Regions from separate parts of the Homo sapiens genome. Here region 2 is linked to region 1. The links are chromatin contacts, found by Hi-C or POLR2A ChIA-PET in ENCODE. All regions are on one chromosome and are shown on one strand. Each heading gives the region's core, a stretch centred on a gene start or an enhancer-like site at or near the end of the contact. The rest is flanking DNA. Distances are from core to core; before and after follow the strand shown. Region 1 has its middle 29 kb from the start of MYEOV. Region 2 has its middle 3.9 kb from the start of LINC02953.

The links. Hi-C counts contacts between places; a loop is a spot of excess contacts on that map. ChIA-PET counts read pairs that join two places held with the same protein, here RNA polymerase II (POLR2A). Pooled maps may share reads with other maps.
Region 2: a map of aorta shows a loop between it and region 1 (1.9-fold over the local background). The contact joins two enhancer-like sites. A Hi-C loop is called at or near these places in 2 of 168 maps with a recorded cell type or tissue (both aorta) and 4 of 50 pooled maps. POLR2A ChIA-PET finds 5 or more read pairs at or near these places in 2 of 52 experiments (AG04449 and activated CD4-positive, alpha-beta T cell).

What each region holds. Positions count from the first base shown.
Region 1 is chr11:69,319,389-69,326,201 of GRCh38, forward strand. No RefSeq gene overlaps it. Among named protein-coding and RNA genes, the nearest start is that of MYEOV, 29 kb to the left of the region's middle. RefSeq lists an enhancer at 1,236-2,102. Within about 2 kb of position 2,588, at least 7 of the 41 ENCODE cell types and tissues checked have a DNase peak (open chromatin) inside an H3K27ac peak, as active enhancers do.
Region 2 is chr11:69,418,318-69,425,130 of GRCh38, forward strand. No RefSeq gene overlaps it. Among named protein-coding and RNA genes, the nearest start is that of LINC02953, 3.9 kb to the right of the region's middle. RefSeq lists enhancers at 1,072-1,647, 2,222-2,796, 2,356-2,500 and a cis regulatory region at 2,423-2,433. Within about 2 kb of position 2,379, at least 12 of the 41 ENCODE cell types and tissues checked have a DNase peak (open chromatin) inside an H3K27ac peak, as active enhancers do.

The sequences.
Region 1 (6,813 bases), core at 1,338-3,837:
ACTTTCCTTCTCTCCTCCCCTTGCCCAGGTCCAGGTCACTGCCTGTCTTCACTAGGACCAACCAACTGCCTCCTCGCTGGCCGCCAGCCTCCAGTCTTGCTCTGTTCTGGTCCATTCCCCACCCAGCAGCCAGAGGCCCCCTTTAAACCTACAGATCTGATGTTGGCTGTGCCTTACATAAAGCCCTGAAGTTGTAGTCTTGGCTGGCAAAATTCTTGAAATCTGCAACCCCCACCTAGCTCTGTCCCCCTTTTATTGTCACTTCCCCACATTCCTGCCACATGGATCTATTTGCAACTCCTAGATGCCATCAGACCACCTGTTGTCTGGGAGCCCTTGCTCCAAGTGTGACTGCTGTCCCTGGATATTCTGTCTAGCAAGGTTTCCAGTGTAGTCCATTGTCACCCACACTGGGTGGCCTTCAAGGCCGAGTGAGGCCTTTCTCTATGTGCAGGCACAGTGCCTGTGTTTCCTCCCTCAGCAGGCTCTGAGCTCCGCTAAAGCAGAAAGGGAGGTGGGTTCACCGCACTTCCCAGAGCCTGGAGGACACGCTCCCTTACTGTCTGACGAGGGAGTCAATGTCAAAGGCTACAGAGGGGCAGGAAGGCGGAGGTGTTTGTGCACCACGATGCTGGACGTGGAGCCTGGGGACTTCCCAACATGGATGCAAGCTCTGCAGAGGGAAGGGGTGCTCTACAGGCTGACCACTGGCAACGACTCTGGGCGTTCTGCTGGCACCCACAGGGACAGTGGTGGTGAGTTCTGCTCCTTGCAAGAAGGCAGTGAGCACAGCCCAGGATGAAGGGGTGCGTGTAGATGGGGCCATGTGCACGTTGGTCCCCAGAGATACTTCCAGGGCCACCTGCAACCCCCTGAGGACCCCCAGACCTGCTGGAAGACCTGAGATTGGAAGGATTTCATGCTCCCCCTGGCCGCTGCCTCCTGTCTCCCCCACTTTGGCCACCTATCACCCCATCCAGTGGTACCCTCCTTTGGTGGGTAACTCCAGCAGAGACCTCAACTTTCTATGCTTTTCAACCTCCGGCCTCAGGGCGCGTTGCAGGAGTCCCCAAACCAAGGGCGTTTCTCCTTCTCGCCACCAACTTCCCACCCCTGGGAAAGTCCACATTCCTGAGCCAGACATTCACCCGGGGGAATCATTACCCAGTGCCCTGTGTGCAGATGCCAGGGCAGCGGGTGTCCTTCCTCCCCAGGGCTGCATCCTTCCCCTGCAGACTGCACAGGGTGCCCCCAGCCTGCCTCCCCAAAAGTCTTAGGTAACTGTTGGGTCTCTCACTCTAACACCCACATAAGTTGGGTCTGGATAAACCACAATGCGGGATCCTTCAGGGGATGGAGACAGTAGCTGAGGAAAAGAAAGAGAAGTGGGACTCAGGAGAGTGGTAGGGAGACACAGGCCATGAGTGAGGCAGGGAGAGAGTGAGAGGTGTGGACGGACCCTCTGTCAATCCCAGAGGTAACGCTGACCACCCCCAGGGCAGGGCAGGAGCCAAGAGACAAGAAGAGAGGAACCCGGGGAGCGTTTCAGCCCAAGCTGAGGAGGCCCCAAGAGTCCCTGCACCCCAGGAGTTCTGTGGGTGTCCAGGGCAAGAACCCCTGTGCCGGAAATGCCTTCTTTTGCCCCTCCAGGCCTGCCCTCTGCTCTGCTCTCTGCTTCAGGGGCTAAGCCCGATGGACTCATTCCTCAGCTCCCATGCCCTCTGGCTTCCTTTTGGGAGTGCCCCAGCTGTAGGTGAAAGGGAGAGGGGAGGGTGAAGTCAGAATATTCATGTCACAGCATCGAAAGCTTTGGGGTCACTTTGGGCAGGCTGTGTCCCTAGACTGAAGGTCTTAAGCTTCTCCCAAGGCAGGCCCCTCTCCAACATTCCCTCCTTTCCAGGTTCTGGCATGGCTTATGCCTTCCCTTAAACCTTCAGCCTCAGGGTGGCCGCAGCCCTGGGGCATGGACTGTGGTGCACTGCCTGCCCCTATGGTTTCCCTGTACCCAGTAGTTTTCCCAACTTGAGTCATTCTTTCCTAGTGGAAACCTGACACTTCCCCATTCTGTGGCAGCCTAGGAGGGTGGTCTGTACCCCAGAGAGGCCTCTAGCTGTGATGTGCCACTGCCTCCCTATGCAGGAGGCTTTGATGGGGTACACTCTAAACACCCCCAGGACGACCCAGGCATCCTCCTGGAAAGCTGGGTGCAAGCCAGAGCAGGGCTCCCAGGTCCATGAGGGTGCAGCAGATGGAAGGCCAGCCCGGTGACCATGTGGTGATAGCACAGGGCAATGATGACTGGAGGCTCTAGGGTCACAGGGATTTTGGTTCAAGTTCTGCCTCTACCTGTTACTCATTGTGCACCCTTGGGGTGCCCCACATCATCTCTCTGAGGCTCAGTTCCACCTAGAGTTCTATACAGAATTCAGCAAGAAGCCGAGTGTGCAGCCCCCAGCCCCAGCTCCAGCGCACAGTGGCCCCAGCACACACTGATGGGGCACGTTTTCCCAGCTGCCCTGTTGGTTTTCCTCAGTGAATCGCTGCTGAGTCAGTTAGCAGGTCCCCAAAGTAGAAACTTTGTCAGATCCCAAAGAATGTCAGCCCCAGTGACTCACGTGTGTTTCTCCCAAAAACACAATCGCAGGCCTTTGGGATCAGCTCAGCCATCTCTGAGACATTTCAATGCTGTGAGCAGGATGCTGGGTTCCGGCCACAAAAGAGCTGGGTGCAAGCCTGGTCTCCATGAAAGGAGTTCCCACTTGGAAAATCTGATTCAATTGACTTCTCCCTTTCAGTTTAGCTTCACAGTTCCCTGGCTATGTCTACATCTAAGAACTATGGCTCCATGATGAATTGCCTGGCAGATGGTGGTTGTGATGTTTGTGTTGTTGCTATGGTGATGGAGTTGCTGTTTCTGATGGTGGTGATCCTGGCAGTGGTGGTGGGTTATTTCTAAGGGTGATAGTGGGGTGGTGATGTGGTGGTGATGGTGACAGTGTGGTAGCATTGGGTGGTGATGGTGGTGCTGATGGACACGGTGGTGAGGAGGTAGTTATGGTGATAGGATTTTGATAGTGCTGGGGGTGGAGTTGATGATGGTGATGGTAATGGTGGTGTTGTTTTCGGTGCTGATTGTGATGAGGTGATGGTGGTAATAGCAGTAGTACTGGCAATGCTGGTGGTGGTAGTGGATTGTTGGTGGCGGTGGTGGGATTGGTGCTCTTCATGGTGATAGTGGAGGTGGTCAGGATGGTGGAGGTGGAGGTGATGGTTTCAGTGATGGTACTGGTGAAGATGGAGGTGATGGTTTTAGTGATGGTGATGCTGGAGGTGGGGGTGATGGTTTTGATGATGTTAGTGGTGGAGGTGGGGGTGATATTTTTGTGAATTGTCGTGGTAGTGATGGTGGTGGTAGAGGTGGAGGTGATGATTTTGGTGGTGGTGGTGGTGATGTTGGCAGTGGAAGTGGGAGTGATGGTGGTGATGGAGGTGGCAGTGATAGTTTTGTGGATGGTGATGGTGGTGGCGGTGGTGGTAGTGGTGAAAGTGGAGGTGATGGGCTTAGTGATGGTGGTGGTGGAGGTGGGGGTGATTGTTTTGGTGATGGTGGTGATGATGATGTTGGCAGTGGAGTAGAGGTGATAGTTTTAGTGATGGTGGTGGTGGAGGTGGGAATAATGATTTTGGTGATGATAGTGGAGGTGGGGGTGATGGTTTTGGTGATGGTGGTGGTGGTGGTGATGGTGATATTGGTGGTGGAGGTGGAGGTAATGATTTTAGTGATGATGGTGATGGTGATGGTGGTGGTGGAGATGGGGATGATGGTTATAGTGATGGTGATGGTGATGTTGGAGGTGGGGGTGATAGTTTTGGTTATGGTGGTGGTGGTGGTGATGGTGATGTTGGTGGTGGAGATGGAGGTAATGATTTTAGCGATGGTGATGGTGGTGGAGATGGGGGTGCTGGTTTTAGTGATGATGATGGTGGAGGTGATGGTTTTGGTTATGGCGGTGGTGGTAGTGGAGGTAGGGGTGATGGTTTTGGTGGTCGTGGTGGTGGTGATGATGATGGTGATGTTGGTGGTGGAGGTGGAGGTAGTGATTTTAATGATGGTGATGGTGGTGGAAATTGGGGTGATAGTTTTAGTGATGATGATGGTGGGGTGATGGTTTTGGTTATGGTGGTGGTGGTGATGGTGATGTTAGTGGTGGAGGTAGAGGTGATAGTTTTAGTGATGTGATGAAGGTGATGGTTTTAGTGATGCTAGTGTTAATGATGGTGATGGTGGTGGTGGAGGTGGAAGTGATGATTTGGGTGGTGGTGGTGGTGGAGGTGGGGATGATGGTTTTGGTGGTCATGGTGGTGGTGGTGGTGATGGTGATGTTGGTGGTGGAGGTGGAGGTAATGATTTTAGTGATAGTGATGGTGATGGTGGTGGAGATGGGGGTGATGGTTTTAGTGATGATGATGGTGGGGATGATGGTTTTGGTTATGGTGGCGGTGGTAGTGGAGGTGGGGGTGATGGTTTTGGTTATGGTGGTGGTGGTGATGTGATGTTAGTGGTGGAGGTGGAGGTGACAGTTTTAGTGATGTGGTGGTGGGGTTGATGGTTTTAGTGATGCTAGTGTTAATGATGGTGATGGTGGTGGTAGAGGTGGAAGTAATGATTTTGGTGGTGGTGGAGGTGAGGGTGATGGTTTTGGTGATGGTGGTGGTGGTGGTGATGGTGATGTTGGTGGTGGAGGTGAAAGTGATGGTTTTGGTGGTGGTGGTGGAGGTAGGGGTGATGGTTTTGGTGATGGTGGTGGTGATGATGTTGGTGGTGGAGGTGGAGGTAATGATTTTAGTGATAGTGATGGTGGTGGAGATGGGGGTGATGGTTTTAGTGATGATGATGGTCGGGGTGATGGTTTTGGTTATGGTGGTAGTGGTAGTGGAGGTAGGGGTGATGGTTTTGGTGGTCGTGGTGGTGGTGGTGGTGGTGGTGATGGTGATGTTGGTGGTGGAGGTGGAGGTAGTGATTTTAGTGATGGTGATGGTGATGGTGGTGCAGATGGGGGTGACAGTTTTAGTGATGATGATGGTGGGGTGATGGTTTTGGTTATGGTGGTGGTGATGGTGATGTTAGTGGTAGAGGTGATAGTTTTAGTGATGTGGTGGTGGAAGTGATGGTTTTAGTGATGCTAGTGTTAATGATGGTGATGGTGGTGGAGGTGGAAGTGATGATTTTGGTGGTGGTGGTGGTGGAGGTGTGGGTGATAGTTTTGGTGATAGTGGTGGTGGTGGTGATGGTGATGTTGGTGGTGGAGGTGAAAGTGATGGTTTTGGTTGTGGTGGTGGAGGTAGGGGTGATGGTTTTGGTGGTGGTGGTGGTGGTGATGGTGATGTTGGTGGTGGAGGTGGATGTAGTGATTTTAGTGATGTTGATGGTGATGGTGGTGGAGATGGGGGTGATAGTTTTAGTGATGATGATGGTGGGGGTGATGGTTATGGTGGTGGTGGGGATGGTGACATTAGTGGTGGAGGTGATAATTTTAGTGATGTGGTGGTGGAGTTGATGGTTTTAGTGATGCTAGTGTTAATGATGGTGATGGTGGTGGAGGTGGAAGTGATGGTTTTGGTGGTGGTGGTGGTGGAGCTGAGAGTGATGGTTTTGGTGATGGCGGTGGTGGTGGTGATGGTGATGGTGGTAGAGGCAGAAGGGATGGTGTTCATGATGGTGGTGGTGGATGTGCGGGTGATGGTTTTGATGATGGTAGTGATGCTGGAGGTGGAGATGGTGAGGTGGTGGTAGTTGTGATGGGATGTCAATGTGGTGATGGTGGAGACAAAGGTGGTGGTGATACCTCACAACCTCAACCCAAGAGAAGCATAGCAAGAGAAGATTTGAAGTCGGAGGACCTTACTTCTGGGTCCAATTCTGCTACTTACTATCTGGAGACCTGGGGCAACTTGCCTGGACTCTCTGAAGCTCAATTTTCTCATCAGTAAAGGGAGTGATATTGCTTCCCTTTCTGGGCAGTGTGGGGATTATAGTGGCCGAGGCCTGTTGTCGCCTGTGATTAACTGTAATTCTGAGGCACTGTGGGCCTCGAGGATGGGCCAGCTCTGGCTGCTGTGCAGACAAGGCCAGGGTCTAGAGAATGCTGCTGCAGAGGACCGCGGCATCCGAGACTTTTTTCTGGGGAGCAGGAGACCCTCCTTGTTCAGTGGGCAGCTCCTCTTCCTTTTGGGGAATCTCACACAATGTATGTTTCCCTCGGTGTGGTTCGGAGGGGGCTGGCAGTCCTAGGATCCATGCTTCCCGGTCACAGGGGTGGACCTTTGATGCAGGCTGGGCCCAGTGTATCTCTCCCAGGGCCTCTTCTGCTTTGGCTCAAGAGCTACAAAGCTGCCTGAGCCTGCCAACAGTTTTCTTCCCCCTTGAAGAGTCCCCGTTTGCCATGGGAAGTCTAAGGATAACTCACTAAGAGCAGCAGAGGCAAGAAGCACTGAAAGAGGAGGATGGGGAGAAAGAGGAGGAGAAAGACAGATGGTGCCAAAGAGAAGCCCAGGGGCTTCGTTGAAGTTGCTGAATCCAGCTGTGCCTGAAGATAGCACCATCCACTCCTAGCCTCTGAGTTACACAGGTTATAGAATGACCTCAGGAGTTGGAGTTGGGCTTCTGTGTTTTGCAAACCAAAGAATCCTTCTCTACACCTCTCACCCCTTCAGTCTCCCAGAATTCCCAGAACCTTCCCAAGAAAGCAAAATTTATGACAGGGCTGACTTCCAAATGTGGGGACAAAAGACTCTGGTCTTGGCAGACCAAAT
Region 2 (6,813 bases), core at 1,129-3,628, 99 kb after region 1:
TGTTGCCCAGGCTGGAGTGCAATGGCGTGATCTCAGCTCACTGCAACCTCCGCCTCCCGGGTTCCAGCAATTCTCCTGCCTCAGCCTCCTGAGTAGCTGGAATTACAGGCGTGCGCCACCACACCCAGTTAATTTTTGTATTTTCAGTAGAGAGAGGGGTTTCGTCATGTTGGCCAGGCTGGTCTCAAACTCCTAACCTCAGGTGATCCATCTGCCTCGGCCTCCTAAAGGGCTGGGATTATAGGCGTGAGCCACCACACCCAGCCAATTTTTTTTGTTTAATGTGACCATTAGAAAGTTAAAAATTATAGGTGAGGCTGACATAGTCTTCCTATTGCACAGTGCTGGCCGAAGGGGAGCCAGTCCCGGGCTGAGGTCCTCATCTGTTTCCTACCCTGACTCCCAGGGCAGGTCCGGCTCTGCTGGGGGGCCTGTCTGCCACAGGACTTGATGAGGAGGGGAAAGACTGGCACCCACCAAGCACTTTCGACATGTCAGGCACTGGGCTAGGCGCTTGGCCTCGATATTCTTATTTAAGTTGCATAACAACCCGGTAAGACAAGGACTACTACTGCGCCATTTTACAGACAAGGAAATTGAGGCTGGTTGAGGTGAATCAACTTGTGCAAAGTCCCAGAATCTCCACCCGGGCAGTATTGCCTGAGCTCTTGCTCAGCCAACAAGCCCCACTACCCCCACACACCCATGGGCCTCTTGCAACAACACCTTCCCCACATAGGGTCATGGGGAGCCTGAAGTGTGCGGGGGCAGTGGAGGGCATCTTTCTGAGGGCATCCTGCCCCTGAAGCCCAAGGAGGAATCACCCTCACGGCTCACCGAGAAGGATTGGCAACCCTCAGTCTTGTGGACTGAAGACTCATTTCGGAGCCACTCCAGGGTTGAGGCAGAGTGTGCTCCCAAGGGGTGGTTGTGCCCTGGCTCACGGCCCTGAACACAGTAGGTCTTCAACTAATACAGCAGGAAGAAATGGTGCCAGGACAGCTCTCCACGTTGGAAGTTCTTCCTTGTTAGCCCAAGCCAGGCTCCTTTGAGGATATCATTCAGATTATTACTTTGCTTGGGGCAGGGTCCCAGGCACAGCTCCGGGCATGGGTGCAGGGATCACACTGGACACACCAGATTCAGACCCTTCCAGAGCCCCTTCCCTGCTGCAGGGGGCAGAAAAGAACAGATAAGCGATGGTGCATAGTGGGGCAGCAGCTACCCCCAGACTTAAGAAGAGGACCAGGACATTTTTCGGGTTTCTGGTCAATTAAATGGAACGCCAAGCAGAGTCATGTTCTCAGCATCTATGTTTAACAAATCTATACTTCAAATGCACACCCTCTCTGCTGAAAGAACACAGTCCCATCGAAGTATTTTTGCCTGATGGGAGGGATTAGAATTTCCGTGGCAACATTACATCACTTTAGACCAAAGCGACAGTGTCTGGGAAGACAGAGCTGGTTCTGCACGTACCTCCGCTCCACAGTCACGGACACTGAGGTGCTCAGGGGTCGGCGCTCAGGATCACTGGGCAGCCGTACGTGTCCCAGGCAGCGGGAGCCCCGGCAGTGCCAGCTCCCACACCATCCGGCTGTGACAACCTCAGGTCCTTGATGACAGGGAGCCTCTGCCAAGACGGTCCGAAAATTGGGAAGGGGACCCGCTCATCTTTGTGGGGTCCCCAAGAGCTTCAGATAAGTTTGCTGAGCACCGGCTTCCTGATCACATTTCACATTTGACCAAACGATGTTCCTCTGCAGCCTCCCTCCCTTGGTCCCCAAATTGGCAGCACTTTCTAGAAGCTAGATGCAGAGGATGTCCTTTGTCAAGGGAAAAAGAAGTGTTTCCTTTGGGATAAAAGGACACACACACGAGTGTTTATGCACATGCAGATACGTCTGCCTCTCTCTATGGACATGTATAGAGATTTGGTTGTTTATGCATAAAATATCCCTGCATGGATACCCAGGAAACTGGTAATGTCAGTTGCCTTTAGGGAGGAAAACTAGGGGTCTGGGAGTCTTAAGTAGGAGAATTTTTTAACCATATTTTATATTTTTTTAAATTGTTCTACTCTGAGAAAATTTGAAAGTGTATAAAAAGCAAGCTCTGAGCCCCTTGTCTTCAACCCCGGGGCCTCTCTTGCCTGAAGTCCTGCCATGAAGATGAATCTCTGCCTGTACCCAGTTCCGTCAGGGTCCTGCTAAGGGGTGAGCAGAGGACACCACACCGAGGGGCCACCCATTGTCTCCCAACCTCGGTTCCCAGGACTCCCGTCCCCACGGGCCCTCTAGACTCTGTGAGGCTGTGATTCTGGGCAGGGTGAAGCCGGACATGCCGCAGGGCCGATGCCGGCCGTTGTGGAACCAGCCCTGGAATCTCAAAAATGTCCTGTGGTCAGGCCTGAGCTTTGTTAGTGACTCAGCAGAAAGCACCCAGCCCTGGCCCCGTGGCAGGTAGGCCAGCCCCAACCTGGGGTGCAGCCTCAGGCCTCCAGCGTCCAGAGCCCAGGCCTGTGGGGATGTGGGCCCAGTGGGTGAGTGGCCACTGTCCAGACCCTCTGTCTCAGCGAGGCATCAAAGGCTGGCAGAGTTGGCTGCTGGGGGAGCCCCTGGATGGGGCCAGAGCCCCGGCTCTGGGCTGAACTGTGTCCTGACCTGCTGACTGACTTCCAAGGCCTCAGTTTCCCCATTCACAGGAGAAGACCAACTGCATGTAAGCAGAAGCCTGACATTAGAAATGCAGCTGTTCTGTGATGCAGGTGGCGTGCTTGTCAAAGGAGGTTGACAAGCCTCCCAGGCTGCGTGGCCACAGGCAGCCTCCATGCCCTGGAGCCCCAGTTTCTCCTCCATGAAATGAGGCTAATAAGACTTCCTCCAGGCCGGGAACCGTGGCTCATGCCTGTAATCCCAGCACTTTGGGAGGCCGAGGCAGGCATATCACTTGAGGTCAGGAGTTCGAGACCAGCCTGGCCAACATGGTGAAACCCCATCTCTACTAAAAATACAAAAATCAGCCAGACATGGTGGGACGCACCTGTAATCCCAGCTACTCGGGAGGCTGAGGCAGGAGAATCGCTTGAACCCAGGAGGCAGAGGTTGCGGTGAGCCGAGATTGTGGCAGTGCACTCCAGCCTGGGTGACATAGTGAGACTCTGTCTCAAAAAAAAAAAAGACTCCCTCCAGTATCCGTGCTTGGGATGATTAAATGAGACAGTGCAGTCTTTAAGACATCAGCTGCCGCCAGCACCTTGAGGCTGCTGAATACCACCTGTCCCATCACTGACACGATGCTTCCACTCTGCTTATTTTCTTAAATAAATGTACTTTTACTGGCTACTTGATAGCACTGCCATATGTGGTGGATCAACGTCACTTGCCATAAATAGATTACACATTAAAAGTCACCCTTCACAATAGGGCTAAAACCCAGCCATCTGTGTCCCACCCCAAATCAGCTCACACAGCCCCAGATTTGGGGACACAGTGAGATGAAGACATAAGTAACAAGCTTCGTATGCAATGATGGTAGAAAGGCAGGCAGAGGCGACACGATTTGCTCATTTAATTCTGCAAGCTTGGTGTTAGGGTTCACTTATGGCTGCCTTTCTTTTCTTTCTTTTCTTTCTTTCTTTCTTTCTTTCTTTCTTTCTTTCTTTCTTTCTTTCTTTCTCTCTCTTTCTTTCTTCTTTCTTTCTCTCTCTCTCTCTTTCTTTCTTTCTCTCTCTTTCTTCCTTCCTTTCTTTTCTTTTTTTTTTTTTGACAGAGTCTTGCTCTGTCACCCAGGCTGGAGTGCAGTGGCGTGATCTCGGCTGACCCCAAACTCCGCCTCCCAGGTTCAAGCGATTCTCCTGCCTCAGCCTCTGGAGTAGCTGGGACTTCAGGCGTGCGCCACCACGCCCACTTAATTTTTTGCATTTTTAGTAGAGATGGGGTTTCACTATGTTGTCCAGGCTGGTCTCAAACTCCTAAGCTCAGGCGATCTGCTTGTCTCAGCCTCCCAAAGTGCTAGGATTACAGGCGTGAGCCACCACGCCTGGCCTGCCTTTCTTATTAGGGGATTTTTAAAATTCCAGTTAAAATCAGCAAAGTCCAGAGAGAGGTGTTCTACACCTTCATGTTAACAAAATTATTTTAAAATGAGAAAAGCAGGTGCTGGGGAGGATGTGATGAAGCCAACGCTCACGCAGGCATCAGCAGGTTCACACGTGTGAAGCACGCATGTGCTCAGGAAGGGTTGGTTAGCATGATTATCATATCCTGTCGGTGGTAACTATAAACTGGATCAGGACCGAGGGAAAACAGTACAGAAATAACAACTACTGAGCCAGGGCCATGAAAATGTACGCAGCCCCAAAGCTAATGATTCTAGGCCTAAACACTGATCCCAAGGAAATAGTCTCCCCGCCCCATGTAACGAGGCCCCTGCTGAGACAGACCTGCTGATCGTCGTCGTCCACGTCCTGTTATTTCAATGCTCGTCGCTCACCCTGCCCCAGCCCACCGAAACTCCCGCATTTCCCCACCAGTCAAGCTCTCGTGTTGGGGGCTTTGCGCTTTCTTGAAGCAACTTCCCCAACCCTGGCATCCAGGTTTTCCCTCCGGCACCCCTCCACCCCTGCTCAGACCGCCCCCCTCAGGAAGGTCAGAGCTGGCCCTGGTATCCACAGAGGCACCTGCCCAATCCCCCCGCACTCCTTTGCCTGTGTGTTTTTCTCCAGAGCACTTATGCCCACCCAACATGGTCCATCTCATGGTTACTTACTGTTTATTTGGTTTATTGTTCATCTCCCTGAACTACAGAATGTCAGCTCCTGAGGATGGTGACTTGTTCACCGCTGCACCCTCAGCACCCAAAGGAGAATCTGGCGGTCAGGAAATGCTCGGTGGATGTTTGTTGAATGAATAAATGATGCTGACAATGGAGACCGTCCAAACGTCTAAGCCAGTTAGCGTGCAGACACTCAACCCACCATGTGGAAACATGGGAACCCACTGAGAGGGAAAGGCAGAGGTGGACGTGCACCTGCGGCGATTAATTAAATCCACGTGAATGTGTTCACAACCTTTGCAAGGAGCACAGACACAGGGCGTGAGAGGACAGAGGACACATTCTCCCTTTCTGTCGCCGAGATCTGAGCAGCCCAGGGTGAAACTATCCACTCAGCAAGACCTTACAAGAAAATCAAACAGCCCATGCACTGCTTTGATCTGCGTCCTTGCTGGCAGGAGGGCTGGGACTGGCCAGGCCTGGCTCTGGTCAGCCACCCCATTGGCAGGACCCTGCCAGTGGCCTGCCGTGTGTCTCTGTGTCCTGGGTCTCTCAGTGGTGTGGCAGTCCTCGGCTGGATGGCATCCAAAGTCCTTTCCATTTCCAACCAGGTTGAACAGCGTAGGTGGCTTCCTTTGAGTTGAGTCGCCTGGCCAGGGTAAGACAGCGGTGAGGGCCCAGCCAGGTCCCATCTGTAAGTCGGAAGCAGGTGGGAGGGTGAAATTCCTGGCCCAGCCCTGGGGTGAGTCTCCTTACGGATGCACCAAATGGAACAAGCCATGAGAACTGCCATGCAATGGTTGGGGTCCTTCGGGGAGAACTGCCGTAAACACCTGCTTGGGATCTAAAGCAGACTGTGGGTCTCGGGTGAACAGAAGGCATGCCTCTCACTCTGCCTCGAGCATGTGCAAGCTTCAGGATCTTCACAGTGACACTAGGGACGGGGACCTTTGGAATAGTATTATGAGACCTGAAAAAAATAACATGTGGGTGTCAGACCCATGCCAGGGCTGAGTGGATCATTAGATAATCATTATCATCATTTTTGTCATTGTTATCTCCATCCTGGCAACTCCAACTGGATGCTCTTATTATTAATATTATTTTGCATTGAGTATTAATTATTAATATTATTAACTGACTAATATTAATTATGTAAACATTATTATGCATTGTTAATATTATTAATATTCATATTTATTATTAATATTATTTTGCAAGGACAAATGATAATTGTATATTAATATTATTTTGCATTGACAAATGGTGATTGTATGTTAATATTATTTTGCATTGACAAGTAGTAATTGTATATTAACATTATTTTGCACTGACAAATGGTAATTGTATATTTATGTGATGCGTTGATACCTGTGAGCAAGGAGATGGATATGTTAATAGCTTGATTGAATCATTCCCTATTGTATGTGTTTATCAAAACATTACACTGCACCCCACTGGACCCTTGAATCTCATCATCTGATGGTGGGCTTCGTTCAGGCCAACAGAGAAGAGTGGGGTGGCTGCTTCTGGAAGCCTTTCTTCTGATGATTGTAGGGGGAATTCTCCTAGCAGCCCTCTTTCTCATTCTTAGAATATGTCTGAGTTCTGAAAGCAATGTGGCAAGGCTGAGGAGAATCCTTTGAGGGCCCAACTGTCCTGACTTCAAGGTCCTAACACCTCCTTAGAGTTGACTTAAGTACACACAAAGATCTGTGCACAGATGTGTGTAGAGTCTGTATTCTTAAATACCCCAGACTAGAAACAACCCAAATGTCTTTCAGCTGAGGAATGATGAACAAACTGTGGTACATCCATTCAGTGGAATACTACTGAGCCATGAAAAAGAACAAGCCAAATGGATGGTCCAAAATGCATCGTGCTAAGAAGCCGACTCAAAGTCTGCACACTGTATGATTCCATTTATGTGATGTTCTGGAAAAGGCAAGACTGTAGGGGCAGGAAACGGGTTCTGTGTTTCCCAGGAGCAGGAGGAGGGGGAGCAGAGTGAGAAGTTTTTTGTGCTGATGAGGCTGT